Linked DNA regions of Homo sapiens: region 1 is linked to region 2. A link is an interaction called in ENCODE POLR2A ChIA-PET data of the cell type or tissue named here. Cell type or tissue: IMR-90. All regions are shown on one strand. Each heading gives the region's core, and the rest is flanking DNA. Links, peaks and the distances in the headings are about the cores only.

Region 1 (2,923 bases), core at 93-2,592, 140 kb before region 2:
AGGAAAGACTAGGTAGGTGTAGTGTCTCACTCCTGTAATTCCAGCACTTTGGGAGGCCAAGGTGGGAGAATCCCTTAAGCCTAGGAGTTCAAGACCAGCCTGAGCAATATAAGGAGATCCCTGTCTCTACCAAAAATTTAAAACTTAGCCAGGCATGGTGGCATGGACCTGTAGTTTCAGCTTCTTGGAAAGCTGAAGCAGGAGGATCGCTTGAGCCAGGAAGGTCAAGGAGAGTGCAGGGAGCTGTGATTGTGCCATCGCACTCCAGTCTGGGTGAGAGAGCAAGACCCTCTCTCCAAAAAAAAAAAAAAAAAAAAAAAAAAAAAAAAAAAAAAAAGTGTTCTGTGCTCTGATATGCAAAGATCTGCAAGATAAACTATTAGAAAAGAGATTCATGGTTGCCAGGGCAATATAGGAAATAGAAAGAGCTGGGCATGATGACTCATACCTGTAATCCCAGCACTTTGGGAGGCTGGGGCAGAAGATCACTTGAGATCAGGAGTTCTAGACCAGTCTAGCCAACATGGTGCAACCCTGTCTCTACTAAAAATACAAAAATTGGGCTGGGTGCGATGGTTCATGCCTGTAATCCCAGCACTTTGGGAGGCCATGATCCTCATGGATCATGAGTTCAGGAGCTCAAGACCAGCCTGGCCAAGATGGTGAAACATGGTCTCTACTAAAAATACAAAAATTAGCCAGGCATGGTGGCAGGTGCCTGTAATCCCAGCTACCTGGGAGGCTGAGGCAGAGAATTGCTTGAACTTCGGCGGTGGAGGTTGCAGTGAGCCGAGATCGTGCCACTCTACTCTAGCCTGGGCAACAGAGCAAGACTCTCTCAAAAAAAAAAAAATACAAAAATTAGTTGGGAGTAGTGGTGGGTGCCTATAATCCCGGCTACTGGGGAGGCTGAGTCAGGAGAATCCCTTGAACCCAGGAGGCAGAGGTTGCAGTGAGCCAAGATTGTGCCACTGCACTCCAGCCTGGGCAACAGAGCGAGACTCTATCTCAAAAAAAAAAAAAAAAAACAAAGGAAATAGAAAGTCAGGATTCTTTCTGGGGTGATGAGAGTATTTTAGAATGAGATAGTGGTCACAGTTACACAACTCTGTAAACATACTGAAAAACCACTGAATTATATACACTTTAAAGGGTAAATTTTTCATCACTAAGCAAAAAAAGCCAGGTGCAGAATGACACCATAATATTTTGTGTTAACAGGAAAAATAAGAATCTTCACTGACCATTGTTTCACTTAAACTCTGAAAGGCGACACAGAAAACTAACCTGGGAGACTAATGAAAATGGGAGTGGGGACGTCAAAAGGAAACTTTTCCATTTCCCTTGTATATTTGTTGGTTTGTGAGCCATGCGACTCTATTGTTGATTCAAATATTTTAATTAAAGAAACGGACCCTGAAGTGGCTCCCTGCTGCCTCCAGGTTCAAGTCCAAGATTTTGAGGCCGCAAAACAGCCTGGTCTCTGACTCACATCCTGCACAACCCCTGTTCCCTCCCCAGCCTCGCTGTGTCATCATTCTGTGTATCCTTGCTCTGGCTGGCTGTTCCTTCTACCAAAAACGCTGTTCTCCAAGCTGTTAACCTACTCACTCTCCACTATAGCTATAGCCACAAAGCAGGTGGGTAAGGCGTTGACCTTCATGGGTCCAAAGCCAGGCTCAAACTCTTCCTAGCTGGACAATCTGGGTAATTACCATATGCAAAATGGGAGCCATAAATACCGCCTGCCTTGTGAAAGAAGCTGCGTGTGCCTGACACATAGGGCCCAATGCGTGGTGGATGTTTTTATTTGGTTCAATCACAAAAGTAAAGAGAACCAGGGGCGCCTGGTGGGAGGAGCCTCTCCTTTACCTCCATGTATCTTGGGGCTGGAAAAACTAAACATTTGTTTTCTTAACCTCCTTTTAGGTCAGGCATGGCCAAGTGGAGGTTCCAGTGATCTACTGCTGCCAGTTATCTTTCGGCCACTATGGAGGTTCTAGTTACCTATCCCTGTCCAACCAAACACCTCTTAACTTAGGAGCCTAGGACAACTTCTGTATTTTGCTGATGGTTTTGTGGGTCAGGCAATCGGGAAGAGCCAGCTGGGTGGCTGTCTCTGCTCTACATGGGCCCAGTTAAGGTGGCTGGGGCTGAAGGACCCACCTCCAGGATGGCCTCACCTCATGTCTGGAGCCTCAGAACCCCTGAGCTCCCCCATCTCTCCAGGTGCCTTTTCCTCCTCCAGAGTTTCTCCTAACATGGCAGCCTCTGAGTTATCTGACTTCTTGCAGAGCGGAGGGAGGAGGTGGAAGCTCCTAGCCAGTTATGGGCCACACCTGGAGCTGTGCACAGGCAATTCCGTTGTGTTCTATGTAGTCATAGGATCTTCCCAAGTTCAAGACAGTGGAGAAACAACCCCTACCTTTTTTTTTTTTTTTGAGACAGAGTTTCACTATGTTGCCCAGGCTGAAGTGCAGTGGCATGATCTCTGCTCATTGTAACTTCTGCCTCCTGGGCTCAAGCGATTCTCCTGCCTCAGCCTCCCAAGTAACTGAGATTACAAGTGCCTACCATCACACCCAGCTAATTTTTGTATTTTTAGTATATACAGGTTTTCACCATGTTGGCCAGGCTGGTTTCCATCTCCTGACCTCAGGTGATCCACCTGCCTCAGCCTCCCAAAGTGCTGGGATTACAGGCATGAGCCACCGCTCTCAGCCCAGCCCCTACCTCTCGATGAGGGAGTGGCAAGGGCACCTTGCAGAAGAGCGTGTGTAATGGGAAATATCGCTGGCACCATCTTTGGAAAATACAATCTGCCATGCTGGGCTAAGCAGAAGCCTTTAGCAGATTCTGGAAAGCTTTGACTTTTTCAGTGAAAGGGTTCACATGTTGCTGGTACTGCCCCTGTTCCCCTTTC
Region 2 (2,923 bases), core at 137-2,636:
TCCACATTTCGGTCAGTTTCTAGTGTGTTACTTTTAATCAGGCTAGTTTTCTCATGCATCTAAAGGAATTGGCAATATTCTCAACTCCTCCCCATTATGGTCAGGGATATGAACTTACTGTCTTCTTCTTTCATTTTCCCAAGTAAATGTCTTGAACCACTGATTAGATCTGTGTGCCCACAATAACATAAGCAGGCACGAAGCTTAAATCTGATTTAAAGGAGAGGGCTGTATAGTCTATTACTCCATTACGTTTTTTTAAGTGTCTAGATTAAAATAGATCAGTATTCAGGGTGTGAGTATATTGCTAAGTCTCTTAACACTCATTGAACCAGACGTCGTGTGTGTTCATTTTTAAATGATGGGGTGGATTACTTTTATATTTATTATGAACACAAACACTGATGCTAACAACTGACATGTGAAAGGAAAGCAGGCAATAGTGATGAAAACCATTTAATGATTAGTGAGGAAACAAATATTGTTTAATGAAAATAAAAACCATGTCTAAAGGGCCTAATGCTGACTTTTGGAAATATAACCATGTTGCGGTCTTTTGTGTACCCTCTGTCCTGTACAGTAGATATTGTTTAAAATTGCTTGGGAACTGGAGCTTGCAATTGTGAGCCTGGAATGTCCTGCAGATAATTAAGTTGTGGTCAGGCTTTGGAAAAATAAAAAGTTCTCGAACTATGATTTTATAAACATGCTACAATAACATTTCTTTATATTTAACAGTTTCTTATAGAAAGTTGATACTCTCATGAGGCATTGATTAAAGGTAAAACATCAAGAAAGAAAAAATATTAAATTAAAACTTCACTTAGGATGTTGACAGTTGGCTTGTAATATTAAACAGATGTGTATGTTCCTGGGGATATTCTTCTTTCTGAACTGAATTGCTAAGTTGTATTTTTTTTTTAATGACAACTACAAATATTTGATCAGTTAATAATTTTAAATACCCTTTCTACAATCATCTGTATTCTAACTTCATCTGTAGTTTGAGCCCTCTCAATGATATAATGATTGGTGAAACCTTTGCTGCCTCTTCTTAAGTCTTTCATTTTCTTTCTTTCTTCTTTATCCTCCCCCGCTCTAAAAGCTTAACTGGGCTCTTCTGATTTCATGATGCATACTTGGAGATTGATTCCTTGAAATAATTTTAGGATCATTGGGTGGAATTCTACCCTTGCAGATTTATGTCTGTAGTTTACTTCCCTATAAGCTTCACTTTGGCATTTGAGTGCATAAGCTGACCTACATTGTGGTATTGTGTTTGTGTGGTCAATTGTAAAGGCTTCATAATACGTCTGTATAGCCAGCCATGCAGATCGGCCTGTACCCCATGCTGTGGGGCCAAAGAAATGTCAGTGAGGGGACCTAAAGGAAACCAGGCCTTGGAGTCAAAAGAGATTCAGTAACTTTTTCTTTTTGCCTATGAGGATTTTGCCAGACTTTTGCATTTTATTGGACAAATAACAGAGTCTAGTGAGAGCTGTAGAGTGGGTTGGAGGGGTGGGTTAGATGGGTGAGTAGTCTTTGGTAAATGAAGTCAGGTGGGATTTTGTAGGATGTGGTGAAAATGTTTTTCATCTTCAAAGATTGTTCAAGTCTTTTTGGAAGACTAGATAAATTGTACAATGTTGTTTTTGGGATGATGAATTTTTTTAGATACTAAAGATCATTTTGATTGTAAGTCTTAAACATGTGGACATCTTATGTTTTCTGAAAGATATATTTCACTAGGCAGGAGTCTTTGATTAACCTGGAGGAAGTTTTGTTGCTTTGAGTACATTTATTTATCTTGGAACTATGTATTGTTTGCACAGTCTTCTTTTTGGAATCAGTGTTTTTTTTTCTCTGCAGATTCCATTTGGGAAGCTTTGGTTTGGGGCCTTAAGTATATGGAAGGCATTTTCAGTAAACACAAACAAAGGCCAGCTAGACTGTCTGAACAAGTACAACGATGTATTTTATAATACAAAACTTTAACTTCAAGAATAATGAATTCATTTTTAATAGCACATTATTTAAAAGTGGCTATTTGTTCTTTACATCTAATAGTATAGCTTTTTAGGTATCTTATTCCTTTAAGTCTGATATAGAAGCAAAAATATTTAAAGTGCATTTTTATGTGAAAGGATTTGATGAGTTCACATTTCATGTCTTCAACTTTTGTTCTCTAGCTCACTGTTTTAGAATTGCACTTATTATATTTTGTGTGTGTGGAAGGAAGGAGACCAAATTTCTGTGTACAGTGTCTTAACAGATTTAATCGAATCACTGCCATATTCTCCTGGAATTTGAGATACTCCTTAACAGCACCCTATTGGGAAAGAGTTGGGATCTTTGAGCTATATGCAAAAATACTATTTAATTTCAGCATAATTCGTTATGAGCAACCATTTTAATGTAAGAGTCTGAAAAGCAATAAAATGTATCTGTTAAGGTTTGTACTAGTTAGCTTGTTTCTGGGCTTCATGTTTATTTCACTTCAATTCTCTTCCAATGTTTTACTGTGAAGGAATGTTGCAAATATTTTAAATCATTTGTTGTAACTGGAATTTGTAATTATGAACAGGTTTAAGTAGAAAATGCTGTTTTGTTTTACTGTTATTACTGCATCATAAGATAAATGATATTCTTTTATAGATATTTTGGCTTGGCTCACCAATCCTAATTTCAGTATCATGCCTGACTTAGCAATAAACTGCTGCGATCAGCTACAGGGAATTGTATTAGGCAGGCTTTATTTTTCTGTATCAGTGTGGTATTGCAGTTTCATCCACCTTTAAGTTAGAAAAGCATGGTTTTAGTATTTCAATTTTCTTGTTCAATAATTCTACCATGGGGAAACAGAAAGTAGAAAGTTTTCCAGAGTAGATGATGATTTAACAACTACACCATTTGAACTAGTCGT

The links. Peaks named below come from ENCODE experiments on the same cell type or tissue, not always from the same donor. Only the 100,000 strongest peaks of a DNase experiment are listed, where the experiment ranks them.
Region 1: POLR2A ChIA-PET joins it to region 2 with 6 read pairs; 2 of 35 experiments call an interaction of 5 or more read pairs at or near these places.

Annotation. Positions count from the first base shown.
Region 1 is chr4:4,658,769-4,661,691 of GRCh38, reverse strand. The region is part of intron 5 of LOC124900165; the gene reads right to left. All of the region lies in intron 4 of STX18-AS1 (STX18 antisense RNA 1 (head to head)), which reads right to left. Among named protein-coding and RNA genes, the nearest start is that of SNORD162, 4.1 kb to the left of the region's middle. RefSeq lists a cis regulatory region at 1,525-1,535 and an enhancer at 1,458-1,602. In IMR-90, for the core only: no CTCF peak of the experiment used is centred there; DNase peaks (open chromatin) are centred at 1,111 and 1,501; H3K27ac peaks cover 1,105 bases.
Region 2 is chr4:4,519,670-4,522,592 of GRCh38, reverse strand. All of the region lies in intron 1 of STX18 (syntaxin 18), which reads left to right. Among named protein-coding and RNA genes, the nearest start is that of STX18, 21 kb to the left of the region's middle. RefSeq lists an enhancer at 270-1,453. In IMR-90, for the core only: no CTCF peak of the experiment used is centred there; no DNase peak of the experiment used is centred there.